Regions from separate parts of the Homo sapiens genome. Here region 1 is linked to region 2. The links are chromatin contacts, found by Hi-C or POLR2A ChIA-PET in ENCODE. All regions are on one chromosome and are shown on one strand. The core of a region is the stretch at or near the end of the contact, and the rest is flanking DNA. Distances in the headings are between cores, read along the strand shown.

Evidence for each region. A loop is a pair of places that touch in the nucleus more often than their neighbours do. ChIA-PET counts read pairs that join two places held with the same protein, here RNA polymerase II (POLR2A). Pooled maps may share reads with other maps.
Region 1: POLR2A ChIA-PET joins it to region 2 with 18 read pairs in activated CD4-positive, alpha-beta T cell. The contact joins two enhancer-like sites. A Hi-C loop is called at or near these places in 2 of 37 single-sample maps with no recorded cell type and 8 of 50 pooled maps. POLR2A ChIA-PET finds 5 or more read pairs at or near these places in 2 of 52 experiments (activated CD4-positive, alpha-beta T cell and activated naive CD4-positive, alpha-beta T cell).

The regions. Positions count from the first base shown.
Region 1 is chr15:42,182,882-42,189,814 of GRCh38, reverse strand. VPS39 (VPS39 subunit of HOPS complex) reads left to right here. Exons shown (of 25, transcript NM_015289.5): 5 at 607-701; 6 at 1,959-2,057; 7 at 2,452-2,544; 8 at 5,115-5,298. Among named protein-coding and RNA genes, the nearest start is that of MIR627, 13 kb to the left of the region's middle. Within about 2 kb of position 5,399, at least 2 of the 41 ENCODE cell types and tissues checked have a DNase peak (open chromatin) inside an H3K27ac peak, as active enhancers do.
Region 2 is chr15:41,964,400-41,971,226 of GRCh38, reverse strand. All of the region lies in intron 1 of EHD4 (EH domain containing 4), which reads left to right. Among named protein-coding and RNA genes, the nearest start is that of EHD4, 4.7 kb to the left of the region's middle. RefSeq lists enhancers at 991-1,210, 2,982-3,031. Within about 2 kb of position 1,331, at least 3 of the 41 ENCODE cell types and tissues checked have a DNase peak (open chromatin) inside an H3K27ac peak, as active enhancers do.

The DNA of each region.
Region 1 (6,933 bases), core at 4,150-6,649, 210 kb before region 2:
AAAAAAAAAAAAAAAAAAAAGAGTGTTTTGGAAGTGAAAGATCTCTTTTACTCAAGTCAGCCCCAATTTTTTTTTTTTTTTTTTTTGAGACGGAGTCTCACTCTGTCGCCCAGGCTGGAGTGTAGTGGTGCAGCCCTGGCTCACTGCAACTTCTGACCTCCTGGGTCAAGGGATTCTCCTGCTTCAACCCCCTGAGTAGCTGGGATTACAGGCACCCACCACCATACCCAGCTGATTTTTGTATTTTTAGTAGAGACAGGGTTTCACTGTGTTACCCAGGCTGGTCTCAAACTCTTGACCTCAAGTGATCTGCCTGTCTCAGCCTCCCAAAGTGCTGGGATGACAGGTGTGAGCCACCATGCCGGGCCAAGCTCAAATGTTTAAGGAAGAAAATATCCAAGTTTAGAAGACCAAGTGACCTCTTAAATGCTTTGTACTGGTTATAGGTGAGAATGAATCATCCTAGTGAAACTGAAGGGACATCTTCAACCAACATCTGCCATTTGCTTCTTCTAGATGTTAACACAGTTACTTTTTTTGCCTCGATAGTGGCTATGCTAGAGAATTATGATCATTGATCCTGATGTTATACCTCCTCCCAAACAGAAAATAACATTTATGTCCATGACCTATTGACATTTCAACAAATCACTACGGTTTCAAAGGCAAAGGGAGCATCACTGTTTACTTGTGACCTCCAGGTAAGTTTACCCAAGATGAAATTTGGCTTTATGCTTTAATCAATACAGTCTTTCCTACATCATTCCTACCATTAGATGGGAAGAATGACACTGATGATCCATACCCAACAGAGACTCCAAAGATTATTTATTTATTTATTTTTTTCCTGAGATGGAGTCTTGTTCTGTCGCCCAGGCTAGAGTGTAGTGGCACGATCTCGGCTCACTGCAACCCCTGCCTCTCGGGCTCAAGTGATTCTCTTGCCTCAGCCTCCTGTGTAGCTGGGACTACAGGTGTGCACCACCACGTCCGGCTATTTTTTGTATTTTTTTAAATTAGAGATGGGGTTTCACCATGTTGGCCAGGCTAGTCTCGAACTCCTGACCTTAGGTGACCTTGGCCTCCCAAAGTGCTGGGATTACAGGCATGAGCCACTGCACCCGGCCCAAAGAGAATATTTAATTGTATTAGAGAAATTTCTCTGTTGGTGCATAGTGTGAAGTTGAAGCGTTTGCATTCCCTGTGCGTGGGTTAATGAGAATCTAATACTATTGGCAAGAGGCAGCTAACCGAGGACAAAAACTCTCGTCCTGGACAAACCATTGTTGGGAAAGCAAGACTGTAACAATATCATGAAGATAATTATAAGACATTAAATGGAGTCTTGTTCTAAACAGATCACTGAGGTCTTTGTCATTAGGGACTTTTCATTGTTCAGAAAAGATATCGCTCTTTATTTTTGCCAATTTATCATTCTTTTATTCTTCAGAATCTGCCTCACCCCTCTCTCTACTCAACTTACCATTTTTTAGCATTTATGTTCTACATTGACACTGCATCATTTTATGCTTAGGAATACTCTTTTCCTTGCTCTTTAAAGGCTTAAAAGTGGGCTTGATGTCACTGGCACATGGTCACCCTTAACCCAGCATGCATTGACAGCCAGGAGCAAGAAACATTTAAGAGCAAAAAGGAGGGAGGAGTTATATAGGGGAAGGACTGCCCCAGGATTTTCTCCTCTGAATTGTGAATGTCCATGTGATTTGCTGGTGCTGTGGTCTTTGGCTGGCAACCCTTCGGGAGGAAGTGTTCCTCAGTCACTTGTTTCTTAGCGCATCTTAGAGAATGGTGTTCTGCTCAGCTTTCCTGGCAGGATGACTGTGTTACAGGGAATTTTCAGAGTAGTAGCAATTTCAAGGTAGACAATCTCTAATTTAGTTATCACTCAGTTAGAGAGAGTCATTGTATTTTCATTTGCTCTGCATGTCTCCTCCCAGCACACAGAGACCGGTGAGGAGGTGTTACGGATGTGTGTGGCAGTAAAAAAGAAGCTGCAGCTCTATTTCTGGAAGGACAGGGAATTTCATGAATTGCAGGTAAGTCCACTGTTCCTTGGTCCATGGTTGGGTGGGAGCTGCTGCAGTGGCTCGGTTCTAGTGAAGTTCAGGACTCCAGTCTTGTCATTCTACGCAAATGAATACTCTGGTATGAAGTGCATGAGAGCTTGTTGATGCCTACTTGTAATATGATTCTACAGTGTTTTTATAGATTGGTTTATTTCAAAGTGGGTTTTCACCTTTTCCAAATGTACTTTGTCCAGTTCATGGACTTGTATTTTTATTAAGGGTAGTTTCCTGGCCTTGTGCCTGTAGAATTGTGCCCGATGAGGGTGAGGGTTGTTTTGCAGAATGGAGGTTGCAGAATAACAGGAAAGTCATGATTTTTTAAAAAAATATTTATTTCATTCAGATCCTTGCTCTCTTTTTTCAGGGGGACTTTAGTGTGCCAGATGTGCCCAAGTCCATGGCGTGGTGTGAAAATTCTATCTGTGTGGGTTTCAAGAGAGACTACTACCTAATAAGGGTAAAATCTTATTATTTTGCAAATATCATTAGTTTATCTTGGGGAAGATGATTATCTGCTCCAAACTCCAGGTCAAGCGACCACTTTAAGTAGAGCTTTTGGCATAACAGGATTTGTTATTTGTATGTGTAGTTATCATTCATGCTCAGCATTTTTCACAAATAGGATATCTTTGTAACTTAAGTCAGTCCAAGAGTCAACGCTCAGTTCTTTACGTAATGATGATCCACAGTGTGTATTTTACTATTGGGACAGATAATGAAGGCTGTTTGCCTCTGTCCAGTGGATCATCATGGACTGCTATCCTAAGGCTTCAGTGCTTAGGAATTTTAAACTAATTTTAGTATAAACTTAAGTATTTTTAAGACTTTGAGTTTCCTCTCCTGCCGTCAAATCTTTTTGTATGTTTGTACTAAAAGTGATTCTCACTATTTTTTTAAATTTCAAAAGCCACGTGTTTTTACACGTGTTTATTACAGAAAATATAGATAAGGAGATAAAGGAAGTGCAAATCAACCATAGTCCCCCCACTCAGAAATAGTCACTGCCAACTTCTTGGTATATGAACTTCCATCCTATTGGTAAAAATACTATGCTATACAATTGTTTTATGACCTGTGTTTTCTCTTAACGTAAGTTGTAAATATCCATGACGTTGTTTTTCTCCAATATGCATACTATATGTAGAAAAGATTGACACACTGTTCGTTTCATTGAATAATCTAAATCTCTTAGCTTCACACCCCTTGTAATTCAGACATGGCAATTCTAGAAGCCTCTCTCTCTACCTTCCACTGGGTGAGCTCTTCATTGGTTATTTTATTTTATTTGAGACAGGGTACCCCTCTGTCACCCAGGCGGGAGTGCAGTGGCAGGATCTTGGCTCACTGCAGCCTCCGTCTCCTGGGCTCAAGCAGTCCTCCCACCTCAGCCTCCCAGGTAGCCCAGATGCCTACCACCATGCTCAGCTAATTTTTGTATTTTTTTTTTTTTTGTATTTTTGTAGAGATGGGGTCACAATATGTTGCATAGGCTGGTCTTAAACTCCTGGGCTCAAGCAGCCCTCCTGCCTCAGCCTCCCAAAGTGCTGAGATTACAGCCACCATGCCTGGCCCCATTGTTATCTTGTTAATATATTTGTTCCATCTTTGTGTCATTTGAATATCCTGATTTTATCAGCATCAGAGTTGCAGACTCCTGGAGGAGTCACTGCTGTGCCACTGACTCAATAGCAAGTAGGCCTACAGATGGTGAGAGAGCGCACAAGGAATAAGGGAACTGAGCAAAAGCTGGACTTAAGGCTCTCAGTTCTCTGACTGCCTTGGATGCTGACATCACCTTCAGGGTGGGAAACCTTGCTTTAGGACCAGGCTATTCAGAAATTACTTATTTACATACAGTAAAATTTATTCTTTTTGGTGTACAGTTCTGTGTTTTGACAAATGCTTAGATTTATGTGACTAATGCCACAATCGAGATTCACAACACTACCATCACCCCCCAAAATTCCCTCATATTGAAGTCAGCCTCTCCTTCTGTTCCTAGACCTCTGGTAACCACTCATCTGTTCTTCATCTCCTATAGCTTTGCCTTTTCCAGAATGTCATATAAATTGAATGACACAATATGTAGGCTTTTGAGTCTGGCTTCTTTCACTTAGCAGAATGCACTGGAGATTTATCCATGTTGTTGTGTGTGTTAATAGTTTATTCTTTCTCATGGCTGAATAGTAGTCTATGGCAAGGTGTTTGTTTATCCATTCATCAGTTGATGGACAAAGTTGATTTTGGCCAGGCGCGGTGGCTCACACCTTTAATCCCAGCACTTTGGGAGGCCGTGGCGGGTGGATCACGAGGTCAGGAGATTGAGACCATCCTGGCTAACACGGTGAAACCCCATCTCTACTAAAAATACAAAAAAAAAAATTAGCCTGGCGTGGTGGCACACGCCTGTAGTTCCAGCTACTCAGGAGGCTGAGGCAGGAGGATTGTTTGAACCCAGGAGGCGGAGGTTGCAGTGAGCTGAGATTGTGCCACTGCACTCCAGCCTGGGCGACAGAGCAAGACTGTCTCCAAAAAAAAAAAAAAAAAAAGTTGTTTTCAATTTTTAGCAATTTTGAATAAGCATCTAAGACATTTGCATACAAGCGTTTGTGTAAACATACATTGGCATTCCTGGGCAAATGCCTGGGAATGGGATTGCTGGGGCATATGGTAAGTGTATCTTTAAGGGGCATATGGCAAGTGTATCTTAAACTTTGTAAGAAACCAACAAACAAAACAGCTGCACCATTTTGCATTCCCACCAGCAGTGAATGTGAGTTCTAGTTGCTCTGCATTCTTGCCAGCACCTGGCATTGTCAGTTGCCAGGCTAGATGCTTTCCTTTGCATTAGAGAACGGGTTTTACATTGTGATAACAACGGTTATTATAATAAACTCTGTAACATTTTCTTATGTCAAACAAGGAATATTATTGGCTTCTCTAGGTTTCGGGTTCTATCTGGATTTTTCCTGTGTTCTTACCTCTGGCTGGGGAATGCTAGGTGACTCACTCTGTTTCTTCCTATAGGTGGATGGAAAGGGGTCCATCAAAGAGCTCTTTCCAACAGGAAAACAGCTGGAGCCCTTAGTTGCACCTCTGGCAGATGGAAAAGTGGCTGTGGGCCAGGATGATCTCACCGTGGTACTCAATGAGGAAGGGATCTGCACACAGAAATGTGCCCTGAACTGGACGGACATACCAGTGGCCATGGGTGAGACCAACAGTAGCTGCTGTTTCCCACTTTGGGTTGAGGTTGTGTGCCATTCCTGCAGAACGGAGTCCCATTCGTAGCTTTAGCAGACTGGTTTACGTTGTGTCATTCACTTTCAGTTCCCCTTCTTATAAGTAGATGACATTTTAGGGTCATTAAAAATGGGATAGTCTAGTTCTTGCAAGAAGCTGAGTTTTACTCCAGAGGGGGAAAACATATAAACAGAAATGTTTATTTTAGGAAGTGATTATCTACTGCTATCTTTTACTTCTTAGTTTTTTTCTTCCTCCTTTTTTTAAGAGTTTTGATTGTGTCCTCTGCCAAATAGACTACATTTGGAAATTAGTGGAAATTCCTTGTGTATTCCTATAGTATGAGTAATTCCATATTGAAGGGTTTTTGATATAGTAATTCCATGTTGAAGGGTTTTTCTATTGTTGCTTTTTTTTTTTTTTTTTTTTTGTAGCTTAGAGGCACAGACAACATTTAGGTGATTTTGGTGTCAGCCTCTATTCTACGCATTAGGTGCTTCTGTTCTTATGCTTGCTTCAGGTTCCCAGCTCTCCACAATGGAATTGCCTGGAAGCATATAACCACTCTTGCCCCATTTTATTTTCAGTCGGAAGAGTGAGCATTACTAAAATAGTTACTGCTGTGAAGTGGGACGTACTGACATGCTTTCTGTCTTTAAAGACCCCTGTCTCTGGAGACAAGGGTTACAGTCTTGGATAAAGAGACAAAACAAGGCACTGCTTAAGGTGTTAAATTGGATGAGTTAAAATTCAGTAGTTCAGAGAAAGGGAAGTTTGTTGTTTAATTAGGAAGAAGTTTCATTACATAGGTAAGACTGAACTATGGACTAGGTCAGGCAGGGAGTTTGGAACCTGGCTTGAAGAAAAATTTCCATTCAATCTAGGCAGAAAGCCCAATAAATGAGTAGAAGTCCAAAGAAAGACATGCCGATTTGGGAGAGGGTATTACAGAGCCTGACTTGATACAGGTGGTCTGAATTACAGAGCAGTGAAATAGGGCCAGTTGGTAGATGTCCGTGAGAAGGTCTGGGAGGCCAGTAGATTCCTGAATGGTAGAATGTCTTGATAAAAGCATCATGTTCTGGCCGGGCACAGTGGCTCACGCCTGTAATCCTAGCACTTTGGGAGGCTGAGGCAGGCAGATTGCCTAAGCTCAGGAGTTCACAATCAGCCTGGGCAACATGGTGAAACCCCGTCTCAAACACGAAAAAAAAAAAAAACTAGCTGAGTGTGGCAGTGTGTGCCTGTGGTCCCAGCTACTTGGGAAGTTGAGGCAGGAGAACTGCTTGAAGGGAGGGGGAAGTTGCGGTGAGCCGAGATTGTGCCACTGCACTCCAGCGTGGGTGACAGAGCAAGACTCCCGCCTCAAAAAAAAAAACAAAAAACACATCATGTTCTAGGGTGATTGTTCTGGTTGTGGTTAGAGATAAGTAGACTAGAAGGAAGAGAAATCAAAAGGTCAGTATTTTAAAAGGCCCAGGATTATGGATAGTCACAAGTTTGAGGGGCTTATGGAGCTTTATGAGAGGCTTTCCCGATGTTCTAGGCGACCTTGTTTTCCCTTCAGAAGAGGAACTTTGGTAGATGAGTTTAAGAGGCATGT
Region 2 (6,827 bases), core at 82-2,581:
TGGATACATGCCATTTCTGTTAAGTAGCGACCTCTTTTTCTCCACTCCAGTGACCTAAATAGTTCCTACAAATAGAGTAGCTATCACTACAGGAAATATGTTAAATCCAGGCCTCCAGATACACTGCGAATGAATTCCACAAAACAAATATACTGTGTATTGAAATGTCGTTCTAGATAATAAATTGAGTGTGAAGAAAGTAATTTCAAAATTGCTTTATTTGGTGCTTATGGACAAGACAAAAATAGAATTAAATATGTCACCGTCACCCAGACACTCAAAATGAACCATAGCTGTATTACAGTAACTGGCACCTTGAAAGATGACAAATGTCACATTTAAGGTCTCAGTAATACTGTCTAGTTTTTAGGTACTAGGGATAATAAAGTGTTATGGCCAAGTGGTACAAGAGTGGGAAGCGGTACTGTTGAAACATACAAAGAAGAAAGGCATATATTTTTGTAATTTAGTGGTGGCATGTCCCCACACCCTAGGCATTTCCTCCTGTTTGTCTTTGCTGTGAGGTCCTTGTTGTGCCCAGGTGTCATCAGGGAGCCCCTGCTAGATGCTGTGCCAACCTGGAGATAATGCAGCCCTCTCTCTGCTCCCATAGACTGGATAGCTAGCCAGCCTGATTATCAACTCCCAGGAAGATGAATACAACTCACAGGAACATGAATTTATCTTTTGTATTTTTCCAGATTTCTCTCTCATTATATTCTCACTCTTCTCTCTGTTTCATTATTTGGAGAAATTTGTGGAATAGCTAAGCGCAGTTTTATGAAGGGTTCTGAGATTTGATTCCTGGCAGCTACCTCATCCAAATTGGCCACCTCTCAGCAGGTGCTGGAGCTGTGGGCCACCCTAGGGTGAGGGAGGAATCACCTTATTAGGAAGCCATTTGTTCTTGAGGCTTTCCTTGAGCTAAGTGGCTTTGTTGTTAGGTGATGTACACAAGGTAGACCAGTGAGGTTAGAAGAAAATCAGTGTGGGCAGGAAGCTTGGTGAGGCCACAGGAGACCTGAATTGCTTTTCAGATTGGAGCTAGGAGGAAGTGATTTAGCACCCGGGAGGAAATCCCCAAACAAAAGGGCAGCTACCCTGGAGACTTGTGAACTTGGAATTAAATATCACCCCAGACACTGTAAATGAACCATGGATTCATCTTGAGCGGAAGGGTTGGCCCAGGGTGCTGAGCATCCTGGATCCTGCCTTAGTTAGAGCCTGGTTAGTGGTCTGGGTTGTTTGCTTCTAGCGATTGGGCCCTAGAAGCTCATACTTGGCTGTGGGGTGTACCTAATCTACATAGCCATAGATTCTTATCTCCCTGGCTTCCTGCACATTCCAAGAGGTCACTGATGACACAGAACCTGTGCTGACATGGTGGGAATCTTCTCTTATTGCTGTTGGCTCTTCTGCCTTTGACTGGCAATAAAGAATTGGCCAGAGAAGGAGGGGAGATGGGCATGGGGGAAAGTGACCATGTCATCTTAGACTCTGTACTAGCCGAGGAAGGATGGATATGGAGCTCACCCAGGCTTGTGTCCAAAACTTGAGGAAAACAGATTTCAAAGATTCCTCCAGAAAATCCCTGGCCCCAGGTGCTGTGAAGGAAGACATTTCCACTGAAAAAGTATGAAGTCCATTTGAAATGAATGCAAACTACACAATTTTTTTTTTTTGAGACAGTTTCGCTGTTGTTGCCCAGGCTGGAGTGCCATGGCATGATCTCGGCTCACCGCAACCTCCCCCTCCCGGGTTCAAGCAATTCTTCTGTCTCAGCCTCCCGAGTAGCTGGGATTACAGGCATGTGCCACCACGCCTGGCTAATTTTGTATTTTTAGTAGAGATGGGGTTTTTCCATGTTGGTCAGGCTGGTCTCAAACTCCCGACCTCAGGTGATTTGCCCGCCTTGGCCTCCCAAAGTGCTGGGATTACAGGCGTGAGCCACCGCGCCCCATCCCAAACTACACATTTTTAAGAGCTCCACTTTCTCCCTTCATATGCTCTGTTCCCTCTCCCCAGAAAACTTATTCTAATGAGGAAAAAAGAGGGAAGTCACTCAAGAAACTATATAGGCTTTAAAAGGGTAGAGAGCAGGGAAATAAGGCAAGAAAAGAAATAAACTCCCAGACTGGAGAGAAAAAAGTAAAACTCTTTGCAGATGACATGATCTTCTATGTAGAGAATCCTAAGAAACCACTTAAAAACTATTAGAACAATGGGGGAAACTATAGTTCAACAAATGGTGCTAGGACAACTGGATAGCCGCATGCAAACGAAATAGAGAATGACTGTTAGTGGGCGTGGAGTTTCTCTTTGATGTGATGAAAATGTTCTGAAATTGGATAATGATATTGGTTGCACAACTTTGTGAATATACTAAAGGAGTGCACCCTGTAAAAGAATAAATTTTCTGGTATATGAATTATATCTCAATAAAAAACCAAAACAATTCAGTCTTTCAACACTAAGCATCATGTGATTTAATTTTCATGATTCTGCAACTAGCGCCAGCCAAGTAATTTCTGCATCTATGTGTAATAATTTAAAATAGAAATGGATGCCAGAAAGAAAACAAAGTAGAAATAAGCTAGAAGAACCCAAGGGCAAAGGAACTAAAGAGTAAAGATGAGGGGCCAGGTGCAGTGGCTCACACCTGTAATCCTAACACTTTGGGAGACTGAGGTAGGTGGATCGTTTGAGCTCAGGAGTTCAAGACCACCCTGGGCAACATAGTGAGACCCCATCTCTACAAAAAAAAAAAAAAAAAGGAGTAAAGATGAGGGAAAAGGGAGTGAAAGTAGCCATCCCACAATCCCTGTATGAGTATTCTTGTCAATGTATAAACATGTTCATTGTTCATAACACTCAAGTTGGTAAAATCAAAGTATGATAAAAATTTTTAATAAAATGCTTGATACCGTAATTGTGTTTAAAAACTTTAGATATTAACATTTAACTATAGTATTTAATAGGGGAAAAAAGGGGCAGGGGTGCATGTGCAAGGGTGCAGACAAGGTTTATGGGCGGTATGAAGGATCAAGAAGCTGGAGTGGGCTGAGAAGGTAAAAGTGCCTTGGACATTAAAAAAGCCTTTTAAGGTATGATTAGAACAAGAACAAGAATCAGGAAGTGATCGGCCCACTCATGGGCTCTTGCTGCAATATTAACAGAAAGCAGAACTACTCAGCTTCCTCCTTTTCCTCAAAGAAAATGCCCCAGAGATGGCAGAAGGGAGCCCAGCTGTGTTCAAGAGGGGATTAAAACCACAGGCTGAGGAGCTCTCCCAGGGCCTGCCACAGGCGAGGTTCAGGAAATCTCTGGCCGGACACATGGATGAAAGAACTTGCATTTCTGCTCAAAGAACTGTATTTGGTGGCTTTTAAGAAATTGTGAAGAATATGAAAAGTATTGGAACACTGGAAGCAGGCAGATGTTCTCATTTTCAAAAAAGCAGGGAAATGGATTCTGAATAGGAACAAAGGCCTGCTTCATTCCCTTGATAAGTTTCTAGACTCAGTAATTAAGGAAAAGGGAAGTGAAGGCATTCACTAATAGGCAGCCTGGTTCATCTATTTTTAAAAAAATAAAATCTCACACAGAAAAACTATGGGTCCTATTTAGTGGTTCTCACACTCATCCAGATACTGGGGCTCCTGAAAATCAATCTTCTGTTCCAAATATTATACCCTTTACAGATCTCTCTAAAATATTGAGATATTTAATTTTTACAGAAAATTAGACTATATTTTCAATATACAATATAAGATCACACCTACAGATGCTAGTGTTCATTTATTCAAATGATCTTGATTTCAGGGTTGGGGCCAGCCATCACAGAAGAGAGTCAACAGGCCACAGCTCTGAGTGACAAGGGCTGTAACACTAGAAACACAGGGTGGCTGGGGGCATAGGAGGGACCCCCTCATTCAGGCTTGCGGGTTGGAAAAGGCTGCCTCCCTGAGAATGCAGCCTAAAAGCTGAGCCCTGAGGAATGAGCAGAGAATTAGCTGCCCAAAGAGGGCCAGGGAGTGAGGGTGGGGAGGTGTCACCCATGAGGCCTCGGTTTCTGGGGTAACTGGGGAGTACAGCTGTTCACTGAGATGGGGATCCAAGAAGAGGAAGGATGGGGCATAATGATAAGTTTAGATTTAGACCTGTCATGTTTGAGTGGACACCAAGGTGGCGATGTCCATGAGGGGTAAGACATGGGTCTGGAGCTCAGGGAGATATCTGGGCTGGTCTGTTGACTTGGGAGTGTCAGCATTTAGTAGCCAGCATCTGGGAAGTAGAAGTCCTTGCACAGGACTCTTAAGTGAGAGGAAGCAGAGCTTGTGGAGACCCTCCGGGGAAAGTACCAAAGAGGTGGGTAATTGCCTGGGAGGGTAGTGGCTCAGTGCTGTCTCAGATCTCTTTAGGTTGCAAGTGACAGAAATCCAACCAAAGCTAGCTTAGATAAAAAGATAAGAACGTTTTCCTGAAACCCATCAGACCAGGATGTGCAAGCTTCAGGCTTGGCCCAGGACTGCAGGAGACACACCAGGACTCTGTTGGCTCTGTGGCCCTCCTCATGTTGTGTTCCTTCTCAGGGGTGGGCAGGCGGCCACCTCCATTTCCAGCCTCGAATTCTGCTGGCTCAGCAGCCCCAGTAAAAGTCTCAGGCTTGAGTCTCATTGGTTTGACCCTGACCATATGCCCATCCCTGAACCAATCCTTAGGGGCAGGGGCATGAAATGTGGGGAGTGGGGAGGTCAGCCCCACCAACCACGTGGCCTGAGAGCTGGGGAAGGCAGCTCCTGAGGATGCTGCTACCAAGAAAAGGGGATACGAGGCAAGTAAAGCAACGATGACCCCCACAAAAGCCAGGGAGAGAGGTGGTGGTCAGTAGTGTCAGATGCTTCCAGGAAAAGGACTGAAACAGAACCAGTAGATTAGCCTTTGGGAGCCAGGTGACCTTGCCAAGAGGTGTGCCTGTGAGTGGTGGTGAAGGAAGCCAGATGGCGCGGGTTGAGGAATGAGTGGGATGTGAGGCGTCAAATTCTCAGCAGCTAGGCCTGGGGGAAGGAGGCCTGGCCACAAGCATCACAGGGGTTTGGGTAAAGACAAGCACAACCTCAGCAGAATGAAAAGTGGACAGAAGGGAAGCCATGGAGAGGGAGCAGCTGGCATCTCAGAAGACAAAGAGGAGGCAAGACTTGGAGCAAAAGTCCTGAAGAGCAGGGCAAGGAGCTGCAGGGTAGGCGGGGCTGGGTGGGGTGGTGGGGGTAGGCAGGAGGTGAGTAGGTGGGGCGGGGGGTGGGCAGGGGAGCGCTGGCAGCTGCAGTCCGAGCAGGGAAGCGCTGCAGGCCAGCAGCTGGGCCAGTTGTCACATCATCCACCTGACAAGCAGCAACAGAGTATTTGGAGAAATGTAGGAGGGGGAAGGCTTTTTCCATCCTGACATTATCTTCCCTAACTCACATTCAGAAGCTGACTTACAAAAGGTGTTCAATGTCCTTTTCAAAACCTCGAACCAGAAGGCCGTGGTTCCTTCTGCACGTGGCTGTGCATCAGAATCACTTGGAGGCCTTTTGACACGGATTCCAGGGCCCCACCTCAGACCTCCTGAGTCGAAATCTCTGTGGGTCAGGCTCCAAAATCTGTTTTTGTTTTTCTAAACCATCTCTCACAGTAATTCTTATGTGCCCTCCCCTAGGAAACATTTGGGAACCATTGCCAGATGAAGGTTCAGTTAATGGAGGAATGGAAGAGGGCTAGCCTCAACCCAGAAAAGGGAGGCTGACTTTGCTGAACCTTCCATCCGTTCCAAACCCCATCTGTTCACATTTCTCTCAGTGACTTAGATGAAGACATAGAATTCATGCTTACAAAACTGAGGATTGTGTAAATATAATTTAATAAATGGGGTTCTTTTTTGCTTAATATGATACGATGAGCATTTTCTTATGTCATTATATAGTCTTCAAAAATAACTTCAATGACTACATCATAATCTATAGTACAGGTTGGACATTTAGGTTGTTTCTGTTTTTATGCTGTTATACATAATGTTGCAATGAACTGAACATTTTTGGCCATAAATCTTTGTATTTCTAGTTTTTTTCTTAGAATAGCCTAAGCATAAATTAGTGCCTCAAAAAATATAGATAATAGGCTGGGCGCAGCAGCTCACACCTGTAATCCCAGCACTTTGGGAGGCCAAGGTGGACAAATCACTTGACTCCAGGAGTTCAAGATCAGCCTGGGCAACATGGTGAGCCCCATCTCTAAAAAAAAATACAAAAATTAGCCGGACATGGTGGTGCATGCCTGTAGTCCCAGTTACCTGGGAGGCTGAGGTGGGAGGATCACTTGAGCCCAGGTGGTCGAGGCTGCAGTAAGCTGAGATTGCACCACTGAACTCCAGTCTGGGCAACTGAGTGAGGCCTTGTCTCAAAATATATATATATATTTTTTTTTTTTTTCAGGCTTATATATATTCCTAAATCTATGTATCTATCTTTCTTTTTTAGGACAGTTATTCCAAATTAGACTCCCACCAGAAATATGAGGATCAGTAATTCACCAAACTGCCAGTAAAACTAATTAAAATTAATTTGATAGGAAAAAAAAGTGTTTTAGATAGGGTCTTGCTCTGTTGCCCAGGCTGGAGTACAGTGATGCCATCATAGCTCACTGCAGCCTCAAACTCCTGGGCTCAAGCAATCCTCCCACCTCAGCCTCTGGAGTAGCTGGGACTACAGGTACATTGCACCACCACACCCAGCCAATTTATTCATTTTTTGTAGAGTTGGGATCTCGCTGTGCTGTCTAGGCTGGTCTCA